2 separate regions of the Homo sapiens genome follow, and region 1 is linked to region 2. Evidence: chromatin loops called from intact Hi-C (ENCODE). Cell type or tissue: PC-9. All regions are shown on one strand. Links, peaks and the distances in the headings refer to the core of each region. The heading gives the core; the rest is flanking DNA.

Evidence for each region. Hi-C counts contacts between places; a loop is a spot of excess contacts. Peaks named below come from ENCODE experiments on the same cell type or tissue, not always from the same donor. Only the 100,000 strongest peaks of a DNase experiment are listed, where the experiment ranks them.
Region 1: a loop joins it to region 2, with 4 times the contacts of the local background. A loop is called at or near these places in 6 of 110 quality-filtered maps.

What each region holds. Positions count from the first base shown.
Region 1 is chr5:91,213,703-91,223,823 of GRCh38, reverse strand. All of the region lies in intron 3 of LOC107986432 (a long non-coding RNA gene), which reads left to right. Among named protein-coding and RNA genes, the nearest start is that of LUCAT1, 96 kb to the left of the region's middle. In PC-9, for the core only: CTCF peaks have their summits at 3,713 and 3,913; a DNase peak (open chromatin) is centred at 4,353; H3K27ac peaks cover 2,095 bases.
Region 2 is chr5:91,159,162-91,169,282 of GRCh38, reverse strand. ADGRV1 (adhesion G protein-coupled receptor V1) reads right to left here. Exons shown (of 90, transcript NM_032119.4): 90 at 4,846-5,501. The coding sequence ends at 5,383. The region is part of intron 6 of LOC107986432 (a long non-coding RNA gene); the gene reads left to right. Among named protein-coding and RNA genes, the nearest start is that of LUCAT1, 150 kb to the left of the region's middle. RefSeq lists enhancers at 6,378-6,507, 6,528-6,577. In PC-9, for the core only: no CTCF peak of the experiment used is centred there; DNase peaks (open chromatin) are centred at 6,022 and 6,372; H3K4me3 peaks cover 608 bases; H3K27ac peaks cover 2,500 bases.

The DNA of each region.
Region 1 (10,121 bases), core at 2,775-5,274, 57 kb before region 2:
ATACAAGCGACCATAGGTTTCCTCTGCAAACAGCTGAGGCCTCTTGACTTCTGCTTCTAAGCCAGTAGTTTCCAGCTTGGATGCACATTAGAATCATCTAGGGGGACCCTAAGAAATCCTGATGTGGCCAGGCACAGTAGCACACGCCTGTAAATCCCAGCACTTTGAAAGGTCGAAGTGGGCAGATCACGAGGTCAAGAGTTTGAGACCATCCTGGCCAACATCGTGAAACGCCTTCTTTACTAAAAATACAAAAATTAGCTGGGTGTGGTGGCGCATGCCTGTAGGCTCAGCTACTCAGGAGGCTGAGGCAGGATAATCTCTTGAACCCGGGAGGCGGAGGTTGCAGTGAGCTGATATTGCGCCACTGCACTCCAGCCTGGCGACCGAGCGAGATTCCGTCTCAAAAAAAAAAAAAAAAAAAGTCCTGATGCATGAGCCATACCTCAGATCAATTAAATTATCATCTCTGGTGGTGGAACCTAGGCATCTGCATTTTTTAAACACTGGAGATAATTCCAATGTGCAGGCAAGGTTGAGAACCATTGTTGTAGTTTCAGCTCCATCCCCAGCTCTGCAACCATTAAGAGCTAATTTGAGGAGTTCTAGTCCAGTGCTGCAAGATGTCTGAAAGATTCAAAATCGAGTTACAAAGCTAGTCTGACTTACCAGTTCCAGTAACTAAATTTTTAAGAGTTACAGGCTAAAGTAAGAAAAAGAAGAATAATTGGATTTGGATTTAGCTAGGCTTTATTTTATTTTTTTTTTGACATCTTTTTTTGAGACAGAGTCTCACTCTATTGCCCAGGCTGGAGTGCAGTGGCATGATCTCAGCTCACTGCAATCTCTGCCTCCCGGGTTCAAGCGGTTCTCCTGCCTCAGCCTCCTGAGTAGCTGGGATTACAGGTGTGTGCCACCACACCTGGCTAATTTTTGTATTTTTAGTAGATATGGGGTTTCACCATGTTGGCCAGGCTGGTCTTGAACTCCTGATCTCAAGTGATCCACTCACCTCTGTCTCCCAAAGTGTTGAAATTACAGGTGTGAGCCACCACACCCGACATAGGTAGGCTTTATTTTTAAACCAGAATCACGAATTTAAATTAGCTGTATGGCCTTCGACAAGTTTACATATTCTCACTGAGCCTCAGCTTTCTGATCTGTAAAATGGACCAATAACATCTGTTGCCAGACTGCTACTATTGCTTTCCTTCTTAATGAAACCGAACCACTGCTTCCGTTTAACCTGGTTTTGGAAGCTCCCACTTCTAAAAACATCTGTATTTCTATCTTGATAACTTTATATTCTAGAACCTGGCCTCTGCCTTGTTGATGTGGATGCCTTCTCAATGACTGTAATCTCCTCTGACACCAATCCAATGGCGGGATTTGGCTATTGGCTGACAGATTTTCCTAATTCTATCTCTCCATGTACATGTACTTTTGCGTGCTGCCACTTCTGGATTTCCCATATTTGGGCTTCTGCCATTTGACCAATGGCTTGTCGAGAACTTCTTTTTTGGATATCACTGATACCTGTTGCCCGTAAGCACACATACTGTGCACCAAGTTCCATCAGCCTGACTAGATTTCCTCCTATCACCTCCAATTGTGCTATCACTCAAGTTCTACCTCAGCCCTAAGTAAAGTATTGTGTTTATTCAATCAATCAATGTTTACTGAGCATTTACCAAGCCCAAGCACTTTGTCTCTGCACACAGAAAATGTATACAGTACAGTGGAGCAAGATAAACAACAAAAGGTATAATAAATACAGTGACAGGGACAATTCTAGCCCTTGACCTTCCCTATATCCTCTTCTCTCATCAAAGATTAACACTTTTATATTGGTTTAGGTCAGAAGATAGGATCATTGTTAAAGACAAATTATTATTTTTATTATTATTATTCTTGTTACTTTGGAGATGGGGGTCTCACCTTGTTCCCCAGGCTGGCCTCAAACTGCTAGGCTCAAGCGATCCTCCCACTTCAGCCTCCTGAGTAGCTGGGATTATAGGTGCAACTGGCTTTTTTTTTTTTTTTTTTTCTTGAGATGGAGTCTCACTCTGTCACCCAGGCTGGAGTGCAGTGGTGCAATCTCAGCTCACTGCAACCTCCGCCTCGTGGGTTCACGTGATTCTCCTGCCTCAGCCTCCCCAGTAGCTGGGATTACAGGCACCCGCCAGCACGCCCAGCTAATTTTTGTATTTTTAGTAGAGACAGGGTTTCACCATGTTGGCCATGCTGGTCTCGAACTCCTGACCTCAAGTGATCCACCCACCTCGGCCTCCCAAAGTGCTGGGATTACAGGCATAAGCCACTGCGCCTGGCCTTGCTGTATTACTTTTAAAACGGTAAAACCCGCAATTCCTTTTGCATTAACCTAATGTGTTGGATACCTGTGTTTTGCTCTACATGATCACTGATTATTAATTTTTTTGATAATTTTTCAAAACTCATTTTTACAGCAAGCACACTGTCAAGTCTATGTTGGGATTATCTTTGTGTACCTAAAGTGAACTCCATGCTTTTCCTCAGGAACAATTTGATTTGCTGTGTGGAGAAAGTGTCCTCTGGCTCTCTAAGAGTTAACTGATCTGGCTCTACCTGATCTATCTGTGAATTTCTATAAATACTTTACAGGTATGTGAACAAACCAGTGTCAGATAGTAAAAGAATTTTGTAGCCATTCCAGCAATCTACTTTACGTGGCAATCAGTGACGATGTTATCTTAGCTGTCTTTTTTTTTTTTGACAGGGTCTCGCTCTGTCACCCTGTCTGAAGTGCAGTGGTGTAATTTCGGCTCACTGCAGCCTCGACCTCCTGGGCTCAAGCAGTCCTCCCACTTCAGCCTTCCTAGTAGCTGGGACTACAGGTGTGCACCACCACACTTGGCTAATTTTTGTATTTTTTGTACAGATGGGGTGTCGCTATGTTGTCCAGGCTGGTCTTTTTTTCTTTCTCTTTCTTTCTTTCTTTCTTTCTTTCTTTCTTTCTTTCTTTCTTTCTTTCTTTCTTTCTTTCTTTCTTTCTTTCTTTTTCTTTCTTTCTTTCTTTCTTTCTGAGACAGAGTCTCACTCTGTCACCCAGGCTGGAGTGCAGTGGCGTAATCTCGGCTCACTACAACCTCTGCCTCCCAGGTTCAAGCGATTCTCCTGCCTCAGCATCCCACGTAGCTGGGATTACAGCCACGCACCACCATGCCCGGCTAATTTTTGTATTTTTAGTAGAGACAGGGTTTTACCACGTTGTCCAGGCTGCTCTCAAACTCCTGACCTCAGGTGATCCACCCACCTTGGCCTCCCAAAGTGCTGGGATTACAGGTGTGAGCCACCGCGCCTGGCTCCAGGCTGGTCTTGAACTCCCAAGCTCAAGTGATCCTCCTGCCTTGGCCTCTCAAAGTGCTAGGATTATAGGCATGAACCTCTGTGTTCAGCCTTAGCTGTCTTTTTACTACCATCCCCAGCCTCTGCTTATCAGTTGTGAGTTTCCTCTGGCCTTTCTAATTCTCTTTCTCCATGTTTTCTGCCAGCTCCTTTATATTACCCACCAGAGGGATGAAAGCGATTGATTCTACCAGAAGCTATTGAGAAATGTATATGGCTTTTAGTAGTGGTGATGATGATGATGATGACGATTGTTTTGGCACTTTCAGAATTCAGAAGCAATTTGCTGCCTCCTGGGCACTCTACTCATGACCAGTTAACTTTAAAGTGGTCCTATTTGCTTTGTGGTGGTCGGGGCTGGCTTAGCAAAAATTACAAAGGAATAAAAAGCTAAATTTAGTAAGTCTATCTCTACTATGTTGTGTCTAATCTTCTTGTGCTGGTTTCCTAGAGTGCCCTCTGCTGGGCCCAACCAGGTCTTCTGATTCCCATGAAACCCATGCCTCAATTGTCATCAAAAGCTTACTATTTTATGTCACATGCCATCAGAATCCTAGCATTTGCTTTCCAGATTGACAATTAACCAAGGTAAACTAATCCATGTTAATGTGTGAATGTGTTTTATTGTATAAATGGGAAAAAACCCAATGCCCCTCTCAGGTCATTTAAGTATACATTTCCGCAATGACTTTATGGACGTACTGCTTCTACTTAGTATCTAACTCTGGTGACTAATGGTGAGAATGGAAGCCAGGAATCTGGGGAAGGCTATGCTCTGAGAAATCAAAGGGGAATATGTTTTCCAACAGACAGAACCTTGTGGCTCCCCTCAAATTACACTGTGTGGGCAGCTGTCTACTCAAGCTATCTGTATGGCCAAGCCCCATGGAGGTAATTTTCACCCTGTCAGCCAGAAAAGAATGAACATCATTGTTTACTTTTAAGTTTTTATGAAGAATGCCTTGAGCTCTTTAGATTGTGTTATCTAAGTCTTAATACTAAGTAAGTATGTGCCATTGTTTTGGGGATTAATTTATCCATAAAGATGTGTATAGGCTGTACAGTCATTGGCTTGACCTCTGCTGCCCTGTGTACTTTCTTGTCTACTGAAATCAGTTGGGCAATTCTTGTCTGTAAGCACGTTTCCCAAGAACTGGTTGGAGCCAGTCTTCATAGGAGGAACCTATTATGAAACCAGCTCCGAGGATATTTACTTTGCTCAAGATCTACTGAATGCTACACTTACTTGAAAATGAAATTGCTTTCTTTTGGCTCTGACCCAACCCCTTGAAAACCAGCGACCCTTGGGATTCAGTTAGAATGAGATAGAAAGGGGAGATGATATGCTGGGCCTGACTGACATTTTTCTGCAAGCTTTTCTTATCGTTTAAACTAGTACTTGCATAGTTGTTGAATGTGTGTGTTTCAAGAAGATCAGCTAAACTGATAACATATTATCAAGTAAATAAGGCACCCAAGATTGGGAACTTGGAGGACATAGCACATATTTTTTGAAGGCCCACCTTTTTTCTTAAAATTTAATGTAAATTTGTATCTTTCTATTTAACATATCCAGGTCTTATTTAAGACAAAAATAACTCATATAGTTGCTTTCCAGTTAAGTTATTTAATCATCCAAATCCTCACTTAAATAAATGCTCCAGTGAGAAACATTGTCTTATGGCTCCTGATCTAAAATTATACCTCCCTGGAAATGTATGTATCCAAATTTGAGAAGCACAAGCTTGGAGAAATAGTGAAGGAGAGAATTTAGTCAGAGAAAATGAGTGTGTACTGATGATCAATCCGTAGGTAAGGAGGACTAGCGTAAGTTTTGTTGTAGATGACTTTCATAGGAGAGTGGCAGTGGCATTTGATGTTGAGACCTAGTACATAGTTGTATTGAGATAAACATGTTAGGATTATCTAGATAGAGCTAGAAATGAAGAGAAAATAAACTCAGAATAGGGACTCATCAAGATGGCTGTGAAAAAGCCAGAAATGTGATAAACACTAATGCAGATTTCTTGGGCTCCTTACAGACTTAATAGGAATTGTGGATGCACAAAGTAAATGGTATGGCATGTAAATAAAGAAGAAAATTCTGCATATTACTTTTGGCATAATAGCAACTTCTCTGTACTTTCTGAAATTCAAAAATAAATATCCTTTTAATCTAGAGAGTGCTATATACTTTTTATAACTAGTGTTTTACATTTATTATCTATAATAAATATCTGTAATAATAATTATTTATAATAAATATTATCTATAATAGTTATTTATAAAATAATATATATTATCTATAATTATATAACATAATTATTTATAGGATTATTATTATAATATTTAATAAATATTATCTATTAATATCATAATTATATCTATAATTATTATTTCAAAAGTTTATTCAAAACTCAGAGTGAGTTTTCCAATACAGTCTTCTTAGCACTGAGATTTTCAAACCAGTCCCTAAGGTGTATTTAACACACAAGGCTTCTGGAATAGGTCTGGAGTAAGGGGCTTAGGTATCCACATTTTTAATGAACACACTTTGATGCAAGCGACCTGGACAACACCGTGAGAAACAGTGTTGTAAGAGGTTGAAAACTCTTGGGATAGGGGCTGGAGACTAAGGACACCACGCAAGAGCCTGGGACAAGGTTGCAAAGGGTTGTAGAACTAAATGAAGCTGCTTGTTTAGTCCGTAATTCCCCTTTCTGCTACTTGGTGTCTCTCCCAACTCCCCAACAAAAGTAGATACCTTGGCAGTTAGATGGAACTAACTGACCAGATCTCATGGAACCATGGTGGACACCTGATCTAGGCTAGGCCAACTAAATATTTCAACTTGAGAGTTTGGACCTGGGACAAGAATACCAGTTAACTACTGGTTGTTTGAAATGAAGAGATTCCCTGGAGCTACAGGAAGCCAGGCCTATCTCGCGAATGGACCGGCAGAGAACAGCACACATAGAGGAAGAAGGAAAAACACACAGGGAGAAGAGATGAGGAACCATGGGTTGGAGATGGGGAGGGAGAGGGAGAAGGAATAGATGAGGAAGGGAGAAATAGAGAAAACCAGCAAGAAAGCCAGAGGGAAAGAATTTTCCCTACAGCTTATCAATTTGCTGTTGTAGATACCAATCCCTCCTGTGGTCTGAGTGTGCTTTCTATAAGATATTTTTGTATCTGCCCAATAAACTCTTCTGTCTCACTCAAGCTAATTGAAATGTGTTCTTGGGTGAGAGGACAACCAGGAGTTAAGGAGAACCACAGCTATAATGAGCTGTGTCTTATTATTGTGACTGCTTTCTCCCTCCAATCTTTCTCCATTCTCTCTTCCCCCTTCCACCTTTCCTTCCACCTGGATTTCCTCAACCAAGATTGTTAGGGGAATGAAAAAATGATTTTTCATCTCTCCAAATCCTTGATCCTTTTCCTTTTCTGTGTTTAACTCCTTCCTTTTCTTCTTTGCAAAGAGGAAGAGAGCCTCCTTTCCTTTTATTATTTTTAAATTATTATTATTAATTAGTCAATTTTTTTAAAAATAGAGATGAGGTCTTGCTATGTTGACTAGGCTGACCTCGAACTCGTGGCCTCAAGCGATCCTCCCATCTCGGCCTCTCAAAGCCCTAGGATTACAAGCATGAGCCACTGTGCCTGGCCCCTCCTTTCCTTTTGCCATCCCTGCTCCTCTCTAAGTGTTATTCATCTCTACCCTAAATAAGAATGAGTGGCTGCCATGTGGAGGGAAGAGGAGGGAATTTCCAGGACCACTTGGGCACATGTAAGAAAGAGATTGCTCATATTAAAATGTAACACAGGGAGTATATTTATTTAAAATAGCCCATTTAACTAATGCCCAGTGAACTTAACCTTATGTAATGTTTTACCTGATGGAACACTTCTCTGGCTGGATCAGTTTCAGTTGTGCTAATTGGGCCTTTTTTTTGAGACAGAGAGTCTCACTCTGTCACCCAGGTGGGAGTGCAGTGGCATGATCTTTGCTCACCCCATTACCACTTCCTGGGTTCAAACCATTCTCATGCCTCAGCCTCCCAAGTAGCTGGGATTACAGGGGTGCACCACCACGCTTGGCTAATTTTTGTATTTTTAGTAGAGACGGAGTCTTCCCTTGTTGGCCAGGCTAGTCTCAAACTCCTGGCCTCAAGTGATCCACCCATTTTAACCTCCCAAAGTGCTGGGATTACAGACGTGAGCCTCCACGCCTGGCCCTAACTGGTCCTTTAAAAATTAGATGCTCTTCATTGAGCTGAAAGAAAAGAATTGCAGGTGAAGAATAAAGGTCTAGATCTGTGATTAACTTGAAATATAATAGTCATTACATAAAAGTTACATCTTTATATCATAAAAATATTTTATGTTGAAAGGGCTAAGCTAAAAATGCCCCAATTTAGGCTTAGGTTATTATTATTATTATTATTATTATTATTATTATTAGAGACGAAGTCTTGCTCTATCACCCAGGCTTCCAGGCTGGAGGGCAATGGCGTGATCTCTGCTCACTGCCCCCTCCGTCCCCCCAGTTCAAGCAGTTCTCCTGCCTGAGCCTCCCGAGTGGCTGGGATTACAGGCGCCTGCCACCACACCTGGCTAATTTTTGTATTTTTAGTAGAGATGGGGTTTCATCATGTTGGCCAGGCTGGTCTTGAACTCCTAACCTCATGATCCGCCCACCTTGGCCTCCCAAAGTGCTGGGATTACAGGCATGAGCCACACTGCACCTAGCCAGCTTGGTTATTTTTATGAAGACATGGATTGAGTTGTCATAAATCACCAGATCAAGGCAGACAGCATATTTGCCTTAAATGAACCTGTAGTGAGTTTCCTTCTTGCATTTGTATGAAGTTGGGAGAGATGTAGCTTAGTATGTATGGATGGACAGAAGAAAACTTTGATTCTCATTCAGCTCTGCTGCTCACTTGGCTAGCTACAGGAATTTCAATAAATCACAATTTCTCTGGGTCTAAATTTTCTTACTTTTATAAAATGTGAAATACTTTCTTCAAACATAGCAACAATATGTACATTAGATGAAAGGAGAGTGCCCTGATCAGGTGGGCTGCAGGTGGGCCAACTGTCCAGAATCTCTTTCCTCCCAGTCTCCTCCCCATTGCCCCACTACTCTACCCACCCACCACACATGCCTCTACCCTTCTGGACTTGAATGAACTCTCAGGGCTTTCCTGAGCACCCCTCGAAATCCCTACACTGAACAATTCCCACAATTGTTTCAAGCTCATTAATTTGATGCTTCTATGAAATTTTTGAGGAAAACTCTAAAGAAAATGAGAAAATACATCATTTGCTCCAATTAATGTTTTTGAAGGCTCTCTCATGACTATATTTATGATTCAAGGGGCAGATGATGTGAGAGATCAGATGATTATTGAAGCTGTCATTTTAATTGCTAGAAATCATTTTGTATATGTGTTTGTTAAAGCAAGAAGATCCCTCATGTCCCACATGTCTATATTTGCATTTTGATGGAACTTCAGGGAAAAGGAATGTGCTCATAATGAACAGTTGAAATTGACTTTTCAGTCAAAGCAAAGTACTGTAACTGGGGTTACAAATACGCCTCTTTTTCTAAGAGCTATCAGTTACGAAAGTAAATTCTTAGTATTACTGTTGTTTCACGTGGGGCCCGTGCCTTGGATGCCATGGCTGCCTTCCATCCCAACCTTCCTCTTCAGTCAGAATGCTGCCCTTTGGCAGAAAAGAGTCTAATTTGGATGACAAGATTCTTTTTAAGCTTTATCTCAAAGTAAGGACAAACAGGGAGGCTAATACATCTGAGCTTCATAACCCCCCCACTGTAGGTGGAGTTCTGTCCCTCAAAAATTCACATGCTGGAGTCCTAATCCCTAGCATCTCAGAATGTGACCTTATTTGGAAATAGGGTTGTTGCAGATGTAGTTGGCTAGATGAGGACCTACTGGAGTAGAGTGGGCCCGGATCCAATATGACTGGTATCCTTACAAAGGGGGAAATTTGGATACAGATATGCATATGGGGGAATGCCATATGAACATGAAGGCAGAGATTGGGGTGATATTGCAGAAGCCAAGGAACACCAAAGATTGCCAGAAAACCATCAGAAGCTAGGGGAGAGGCATGGGACAGATTCTCCCTCACAGCCCTCTGAAGGAACCAATCCTGCTGACACCTTGATCTTGGACTTCTAGCTTCTGGAACTGTGGGACAATGAATTTCTCCTACTTAAGCCACCTACTTTGCGGGACTTTGTTACAGTAGCCCTAGGAAACAAATACAACTACCATCATTATTAAATTTCCAGAGGGATGTGTTTTAATATGTTCTTACACTACTATAAAGATACTACCCTCAGACTGCATAATTTATAAACAAAAGATGTTTAATTGACTTACAGTTCTGCATGGCTGGGGAGGTCTCAGGAAACTTACAATCATGGCAGAAGGTGAAGGGGAAGCAAGGCATATCTTACATGGTGGCAGGAGGAGAGGGAGCGAAGGGAAGTGCCACACTTTTAAACCATCAGATCTCATGAGAACTCACTCATTATCATGAGAATAGCAAGGGAGAAATCCACCCCCATGATCCAATCATCCCCCACCAGGCCCCTCCTCCAACATGTGGGGATTACAATTCGAAATGAAATTTGAGGGGGACACAGAGACAAACCACATCAGGGTGATTTTTCCGTGTCAGTCACTTGAGTAAGGACT
Region 2 (10,121 bases), core at 4,922-7,421:
ATGTTTCTGATAAAGGGTTAATTTCCAAAATATATAAGGAACTCTAACAATTCAATAGCCAAAAACACCTTATAACCCAATTAGAAATGGACTAAGGACTAGAACAGACATTTCTTCAAAGAAGACATACAAATGGCTAACAGATGTATTAAAAAATGCACAATGTCACTAGTCATCAGAGAAATGAAAATCAAAACCACAATGAGATTTCACCTCACAACTGCCAGGATGGCTATTATGAGAAAACAAAAAGACAACAAGTATTGGTGAGGATGTGTAGAAACCAGAACCCTTGTACACTGTTGGTGAGAATACAAAATGGTGTGGCTGCTATGGAAAACAGCATGGGACTTTCTAAAAAAATTTAAAATAGAACTAACAAACGAACCAGCAATCCCACTTCTGAATATTTGTCCAAAAGAAATGAAATCAGAATCTTGAAGAGATACTAGCACTTCTATATTCATTGCAGCACTATTCACAATAGCCAAGATGTGCAAACAACCCAAATGTCCATTGACAGATGAATAGATAAACAGAGTATGGTATAGACATACAGTGGAATACTGCTCAGCCTTTAAAAAGGAAATTCTGCAAAATGTGACAGCACAGATGAACCTTCAGGATAAAGGTGATCTTTTAAAAGGGGAAACAACCCCTTTACTATATAATACGTGTATTATTTGATAGAACATTCAGGAAAGAAACCATAGTACCCCTGATAGTTCTTGAGTATCTTTCTAGTTTGTGTGAGTGTTCTTACCCACTCTTTCAAGTCTTTCATTAAATGACCACTACTCCCCTCCTGTAATGTACAAAAGTCTTCAAAATGATTTTGATGAATGTGCAGAATAAGGATATATAATGTGGTGCAGGATGATGGACTGTTTCACACACTTCACAAGTCAGCTTTTGAAAACATCTTTTAATCATGGAAACTATTATTATTGTAATTTTCCTGTTTTTCTTTTTTTCTTGCTCTGAATTCCCAGGACTTTTTTTTTTTTTTTTTTTTTTTTGAGGCAGAGCCTATCTTTGTAGCCCAGGCTGGAGGTGTAGTGGCACGATCTAGGCTCACTGAAACCTCTGCCTCTTGGGTTCAAGCAATTCTCTTGCCTCAGCCTTACAGGAACCTGACACCATGCCTGGCTAATTTTTGTATTTTTTGTAGAGATTGGGTTTCACCATTTTGGCCAGGCTGGTCTCAAACTCCTGGCCTCAAGTGATCTGCCTGCCTTGGCCTCCCAAAGTGCTGGGATTACAGGTGTGAGCCACTGCACCCGGCCCCCAGAACTTTTCAGCGTCACACACACACACACACACACACACACACACACACCCCATTACCTCTGAAATAAATGTAACCATACCAAAGCTCAAAATAGTGATGTTGAAATGGTTTGCATTGTCTCTTTCCTTCATTAGTGTTACAAAACAAATGCTAGGAGTACAATCCTAAATTTAAAAAAAATCAAATTTGTGATTTGTTTACAAACTCATAAAGGTTTATCACAGGCAAAAAGTAAAGTTTGATCTTGCTAAAATTTGAATTATTGTATCTATTAGAAAGCAGTGATTACTTACGTTTTTTCACAGTCCTAAAATACTATTTCATGTACTGAAAGTGCTCATAAATTTCTAGAGCTATGTCAGTTTTAGAAACTTTGGCTCCAACCTTGGTTCTAATAGGTAGATCCAGTTGCTGAGTCCACTGCAGGGGCCAGGCTGGGAACTGAAATGAGACATCCATAGTATTCCCAAGGACCATGACAGTAGTATTTGATAACAGTATCCCATTGTCACAGATGACAGGAAGCATGGTTATTCGCCATTTGCATTTCTTCTTGAAACCATGTAATTTAGTTTATAAAAGATGTTTGTTAACCATAAATCAATGATACTGAAGCATCAATAAGTATCTGGGTTGTTTTGAATAAATTCTTTGTTAAACACTTTTATCTCCAGTGTAGTCAATTCCTAATTAAAGTAGTTGCCTAACTTGTCAAGGTGGTTTGAATAGTTATAGATTACCACGAAAATAATGTGTTTTCCTTAGGAATATTGTGCATGTATTCACGCATGTGCTAGCTAGTATGCACTATAGTTTAATAAAGCATCTGGGTGTTTCTAAATGTTTATAAAGGTGAATTTGCTTTTCTACTACAGTGTTGACATTTTTATGGAATAAAAGTTTGGGTAGGTGAGAATAATTGAGTAAGAATAAAATCAGAATGTATGAACTACGTTTTCTCAATATCACTCAGCTGAGTTGTATTTTATTTCACTAGTCAGTCAAAAAGACTAGAAGTAGCTGGGCATGGTGGCTCACGCCTGTAATCCCAGCAGTTTGGGAGGCTAAGGCGGGCAGATCATCTGAGGTCAGAAGTTTGAGACCAGCCTGGACAACATGGTGAAACCCTGTCTCTACTGAAAATACAAAAACTTAGCTGGGTGCACTGGCGTGCACTTGTAATCCAAGCTACTCGGGAGGCTGAGGCAGGAGAATCACATAAACCCAGGAGGTGAGGTTGCAGTGAGCCAAGATTGAGCTACTGCACCCCAGCCTGGGAGGCAGAGTGAGACTCCATCTCAAAAAAGAAAAAAAAAAAAGAGTAGAAGAGATGCAAGATGATGAAAGAGTTTCCCAGCCTCAGTCATTTGGTCCATTCTGTAAATATTACTCATTGAATATGTGGTCCTTTGACTTGGATCCTGCTAGAGAAGCATTGGAAGGACTGGGTCTATGACATTAACAATTAGAAGGCCATATGGAACATAGGCATGGCCTTGGTGCTTTCTTTGTTTCTGCCAAAGTCAGGGTGTCCAAGGGAGATCTACTCTGGCATCCAGACACTTTGAGGTCAACATCACTTACTTATCTGATTGACACTTAACCTCAAACAAATCTACCCAGAGGCCTTAGGATCTTAAGTGCTGGTAAACACAAGGTGAAATTGTTTGGGAGTTCAGTTCCCAAATGGCATTTTTTTTCATACCTCCATTATGTTTAAACTTCCGTGATCAGATTTGGGAGGCATGGAAAATGTTGATTAAACCTTAAAGTATCTCAAGAGATTGAAAATCAACGCAAAACTCAAGTTCCAGAATGAAATGCTTTTCTGTGTTTTGTTTACTAAGATTTTCATTCAACTGGTATTTCCTGTCTTGAAATTCCACCAGTTCTATCATCATCCTGTAACCCATGTGCATACCTCTCTGTACTTGTATCCAAATTATGAAAAATCCTTTTTTATTTTAATGTTCTAAAATACTAAAAACGTAAAACAAAAACAAATGCAATAAAGTAATCACAAAAATGCAGAAAAGTGAAGACATTGCCAAGGAAATGTCAGGTATCTCCTACAGAGGAAAGAAAATGTGATGGAGAAGGGGTATACAGAGTTTCTGTTTGGAGTGATGAAAACATTCTGGAAATAGATAAAGGTGATGGTTGCAAAACATCGTGAATGTAATTAAACCACTGAATTATACCCTTAAAATGGTTAAAATAATACATTTTATACATATTTTACTACAATTTTTAAAAACTCCAATAACGTAATATACCAAATACCATTGAAGTGTATACTTTAAATAGGTTTTATGGAATGTGAATGATATCTCAGTAAAGGCGTTAAGGAAATGTCATGGAGAAAAAGAGGACCAATCCTACTTAAAGAGAAAGATCACAGGTGAAGTGTTAGAGTCCTAGCCTTTCCGTTTTCATTTTTGAGAATTTGATTTTATTTGCTTCTCCCTACATAGTACTATATGGCAGGTGTCCCACTTTAATGCACATTTGGAGGAAACAGAATGGCAAACTATTGTTGCTATTGGCATATGAATCTTATTTGTTTTTAGCACTGTGGCTTGTAAAACCTTGGGTTTTCCTTCCAATATTTAAAAGAATCAAGCTGAACAGTGGCAGGTAGCCCTTTTGATTTTTTATCATGATGGCAATTTGAATAGCAATAGAAACCCAGCAACCTTTTTTGGTCAGGTTTTCTCAAATTTTGGCAACACGTAGAAAAGAAAAGAGCTACCAACAATTGCCTTTGTTAGACAATTAGATGTCTAATGTATTTTTTTGTAGAGACAGAGTTTTGCCATGTCACCCAGGCTAGTTTTGAACTCCTGGACTCAAGGGATCCTCCCACCTTGGCCTCCCAAAGTGCTGGGATTACAGGCATGAGCCACTGCTCCTGACCCTTTGTTTTCTACTTACAGTGACAGTCTACTTATCGAAACTCAATATAAGACGAAGGGGGTAGGGGAAGGGGAGGACTCACAGGAAAAGGAGACATTTTATAATTTATCAAGATAAATAATGCCACCTCAGGCTTTATAACAAATAAAGCCACCCTTAATAGCGATGATAAAGCACTTGGATCTTTTAATTATGGCTCTAAGGAAAATTATTAACAGAACAAAATTTTCTCTTAGCTAATCTTTTTAACCTTTCTTGAGATGATACTGATTTTCTCAAACATACTTAAGAATTCCAAAATAAAAAGTCAAAATGCCTTCCTCAGGACAAACTTGTTCTGTTCCTGATGATTCTTCTGGAACTATAGTCAATGAAATCATCACGAACACAACAGCGTTTGTTCTGGGATAGACTTTCTGATGTCTCATTCCAAGACAAAGAAAGACTGAAAAATCCAAACTGAGAAATGTTTCTCTAAAACAAACTCTGCATTGTTTGAAAGATCCTCTTCTAACTGCGTGAAAAAAATGCTTGATGGAGTTATTTTTAACTGGGGACAGAACATTCATTCTGAGAAGTGTTCAGATCCCTAATTTTATAATGAGCAGAAATACATACTGTTGAAAGACTAGGCCAACTTCAGTACTCCAATCAACATTTATGTGCAGGATCATCAACAGACAGACCATTTTACAGTTTTCAGAATTAAAGTCTTCTAGTTGCAGTGAAGTCTTGAATCTGGATCACCTGGATTCATGCAAGATGGCACAGGGTGCTTGTCATCATCTACATATAGAGTTAGCTTTTTTTGCCCATGCACAATGTTTCTTTATCAATAATGAAGCTGGATGATACCAAATAGATTCTATTGCTTTATTGATTATTACTTTCATTAAACAATGTTAGCCATATAGGATGATTAAAAAAACAACTAATATCCTTGGAATATGAACATCCTATTAACTGATACAAACTGACTCCACCTTTCTTATAGCAGTGAATTTTCAGGTCACATACAATCAGTAATTTATACTCCAAATACAACAATCACGTTTGTATTAATCATCCAGTACAATTCACAGGTTCCTATTACACAGGTGGATGTACTTAGAGAGTTTTAGCACAAAAGCTGATACAAATATGAAAGTGTGCTCAGTCGAATGGTTAGTGAGGTGCTACAGGTGAGTGTCGGCGATGGGTATCCTCCTGAGCTCCACGATCTGGGAGTCAGTCAAGGTGCCCCCCTCCTGGCTGCCTTGACCAGATTCATTATCACTGACACTGAGACCAGCACCTGCCACAGAAATAGAATGAACACAAAAATCCAAACTATTAGTGCAGTGAATTCTTAAGAATCAATTTACATTAGGTCCAAGCCTGTTTATTTCTATTATATTAGTAAAAAATAAGCCATACATTTAGAATAGATATTATTAATACCTAACAATTATGAAACTATCTTTTACATTTCCTTTGGCAGTTTTTTAAATTGTACGGATTAATTTCTAAAGACACACATTTGGGTTCTCAATCTTTACTGTTTGTTTTTCACATGGTGGGCAGGTGTAACCTACTACCACAATATAATCTCTCAATTGAGGGCTCATCAAAATAGAAAATCAGTCAGGTTATTAGACTTTTTCACCAGTGGGGTAGGATTTGCTGTTACAAAACATATAGGCCCCGAATTCATATGCACTGAGGTCCATCACTTGAGATTCAGTGTTGGGCAGTGATCTGAGAAGAAAGACAGGCATGTGAGAACACCTGGAGTCACACCAGTGCCCTGAAGACATTGGCTTTGAATGATTCAGATCTGATCCTAAGATAAAAATAATTACGTAACACAGTGCCAAAATAGATCCACACAGGAATTCCACCACAGTAGTTACTGTTAACTACTGACAGCGCTCAGAATCTGTTTTGAGGAAGCTCCACTATTCATTACTTTTTTTTTCACAACTCAGATAATTGAGAAAAAACTATGCTAGAGTAACACCTTGTTCTTTTCTTTTTCTTTCATATTTCTAGAGAACAATGTTCTTTTCTTTTGTAATAACGTTCAGAGGAACACATAAACTCTCATCCTCTCTACACACACACAATGGGGATGTGGTCATAGGGTGTGCTGGATGAATCACCAGAGGTTACCAGGGCCAGCCCCACTAGACTCTGCAAACAAGGAGGAAAGTGAAAAACCGGTTGCTCAGGCAGCTGGGATTTCCCTTTCTGTCTGAGAGGAAGAAAAGGCAATTCTGCAGAGTTGACAGTTGTGGGAAAATGGTGAATTGGCTTAATCTTAGCCTATCTGGAGATGGAAGCCAGAGCCTACTAGTGACCTTCTAGCCAAGCCCTCCTTCTTCTGGGTCTCTGACCTTCGCACTCTCTCTGTTAAAGGCCGCTGTTGAAACTCCACTTCCTCTCTTTGCTTCTGTGACATGGTACTTGCCCATCTTATCCTCTGATCTGCTGGCTCTTTCTAGATCTATTCTGCTTTCTCATACACTTCCTCCTGCTGCCTCATTTCTGGAGGCCTTGTTTTCTGCCCTGTCTCAAGGCCTGCAGGATCCTCTTGCCTGCACTCTCTCCTAATGTCTCACTAGGGTTTCCAAGCTCAGGACACGGAGCAGCAGGTCACTGCCTTTTCACACGACGTTCTTATGCTGGCACCTCTGCCTGGGGTGCTCTTCTCACTTCCCACCTCCTTCATCTGGCTGCCTCCACTCTTCCTACCAATATCAACTCTGCTATCCCTTGAAACATGATGATTCTCTTTTAAAATTTCTGACCCCCCCACTGGATTATGTCCTTCCTATCTTTCTGTCTCCTAGCTCATAGGACAGTGCTCAGTACACTGCAGGTGTTCAGCAAATGTGTGCTGAATGTAGTATTAAACTGTGCTCTGCATCCTAAGTCGTGAACCTGCCTGCTCCATCTCATCTCCTGTTCTGTTCCTCTGGTCTGTTCTGTATTCCACTGCCCTCTCCTTCTCAAGAACGAGTGTTAGTTCCTATTGCCAGTTACACTGAGTTGGGAACCCTCTGCTTTGGCTTTCATATCAGTCTTTAATCTGTCTCTAGCCTATCAAATAGATGTATCCCAACCATTGCCTTTTGGAGCGCTTTCTCTGAAACTGATCAGGTCTCCTGATGCCCTGAATGCACCATGTTAATTCCAGCCTGAATGTCTTCCTGCCTGCCCATCAGGGCCCATCTCTATACCTTTTTACAGATACTTATTTTTCCATCTCCTCAAAATAGGGAGCTGGAGGACATAAAATGTGAAAAGTTCTCATCCCTGACAAAATCATTAATCACCTCCCCTTTATTCTCTCACACTGCCCAGGTTTTGATGATAAATTTAATAATACTCCTATCTACAATGTATACATAAGCCATAAAGCAAAATGCTTAACAAACACTCATAAACTCCTTTCTTCAAGAACCAGAATATTGCCAGTGACAATGTATTTTTAAAAATTTACTAAGTTGCTAAAATTTACCAATTAATACATTTCACATCAAAAAAATCAGATTTCTGGTTTCTCTTGAAAAAAAAAAAAAAAAACTAACAAAAACAACAACCAGAAGATCAGGCAACATTGGGCCTGCATTTCCGCATTACAAAACAAAACAAAAAACAACAACAAAAAACCCATGGACCAGGCAGTCCTTCAGTTTGTCTCTGTTTTCACCCAGCCCTCTTCAATCATTTATGGACTACCATAAATAATGCTTGGCCCCCGAAGGTAACATTTGTGTCTACTTCCAGGCCTTCGAAGGACAAATGGCCCATGCTTCTCTGCTGGGAACAGGAGAACCGTGTTATGTGGAAGAACCTCAGTGAACTGGCGAGACAGTGGCCATTCTATAAGGAGGTGACTAAGGCCCTGGGGCCTGTAGCAAGGAAGAGCTAAATATGGAAGCACTAGGGAGGAACAGAGAGGACCCCATGATTAGCCTCAGGGAAGACTGAGGCCGAATGACTTAACTAGTACCAACTCCCAGTGATTTCAGTGTCTGCCTACTCTAAATCCCACTAGGAATATCATCATAAAGCATGTGATGACAACTGGGACAAGGCACACTAGAAAGACAAGCTCTGCCTTATTGAAAGCATGCTGAGCTTGTTTAGCAACTCAAGATATGTAAGCAAGTTCTAGACTCGTCTTGAGTCACCACATCTACTGACCCATCTCATCATCCTCCTTTGCAATTTCTTCCAAGTTCAAAGAAATGCACAAATATCCAGATACTCATCCCTCACTGAGACTCAGAAAAGGCATATATTACACACAAGTATAACATGCCGAGACCTGGGAGCACAAACCAGGTCTCCCATCCCTTTGCAATTCATTAAATGGTATAGGCGGGTAGTTTGCAGTAAGTATCCTGATTTTCTGAAAGGTGTTTCCATGCTTAAATTTCAAACCAAAAGTTTAAGAAAAATCCAGCGACTGTGATAACAGGGACACTTTCCTTTGGTCAATAGAACAGGCAATTATAAAGGAACTAAAAGTAATAATTTACATTCATCATGAGCTTCATCTTTTCTTAACATTTTAATATACTTTGGTTAGGATAGGGTGAGTATCAGTCCTGTTTTACAGATGCACGGACTGAGTGAGGATGAGAGGTGCTAGCTGAGTGGCCCACATCAATGTGACAATGATCCAAAGACCATACCCCTTCCATCTTTTTCTGAGGAAAAAATTCAAAATCTTTCAAAATTCCACCTTTCCATTTTGATTCTTACCTAACTTTGTTTACTACACTGGGCTGCATAAGTTCTTGAAGTTAAATAAGTCATTGTGGTTTGATGGGATATCTTGCAAAGAGAAATTTATTGATGAGTTCTTGGAGAAGTTTGAGTATTTTGGGCCTTGATTCTGAATGTTTTCATTTGTGTTCAAGGACTTGTCATCTATTTTCTTCTAACTGAAAAATAAATCATTTCTAGGTTTCCCATATGGAAATGTTTACCATGACATTGATGTCATTGGCCTGGGATAACACCAGGAGGCTAGGGGGCTGGGGATGGTGGGGAATCAGGTTAGTCATTCTGGGAGAAGCCCTCGCTGAAGAAAGACTCCTTTCTAAGCCCAATATGTTCCAAGCTTGACATTTTCAGGAATCTTGTCAACTTGGGATCAACACAGAAATGCCAGTACTCAAGGCACACCTTGTTAAGCATGTAAATGGAGACATTCCTTTCCATCCTACCCTCATCCTGAGTCTTTGTTCTAGTTTGCTCTGAACTTTCTCCTCTTCCCTAAAATGGAGGCTGTCCCAGGGTGACTGTTCCCATTCTCCTAAAGTCCTGGTTGGGGACACTGATGATACATTAGACAGCTCTATTTAAAATAAAAAAAAAAAACTAATAATAATCAGGATACCACTAGTCTAGAACTCAGTGTCTCATTTGCCTGTGGAAGTGCCGATGTACTTCAAGAACAAATAATTGAAGGACATTATGTCATCTTTTTTGAGAGTGAAATGTGGATTTCTCATAGAAAGTCGAATATTTTAACTTAAAAACTTAAAACGTCAATAGTGTTTTCTTTTTCTAAATTTTTAAAAATGTAATATGGTTAAAATTAGATTGAAAAAGAAGTCCATGACTGTTTTATGGGCCAGGGCTTCTATTTTAGATCAAACAATTTTAATATACTTGCCTTTAATATAAGTTTGAAGTATGCAACAAAGTATGCACTAACACAGTGGCTTCAAAAACACTGTCTTGCCCACATCAGAATTCATTTGTAGCTGTCAAACATGAATTTGGAGCCTGCTGACAAGCATTTGTAAATGCTTGTAAAGAAGTGATGATTTTTTTAATCTGGAAACTGACTACTTAAGCTTTCTGTCTTAGAGATATAGTCTTTCTCATGGTTAATCTTAACATAATTAAAAAG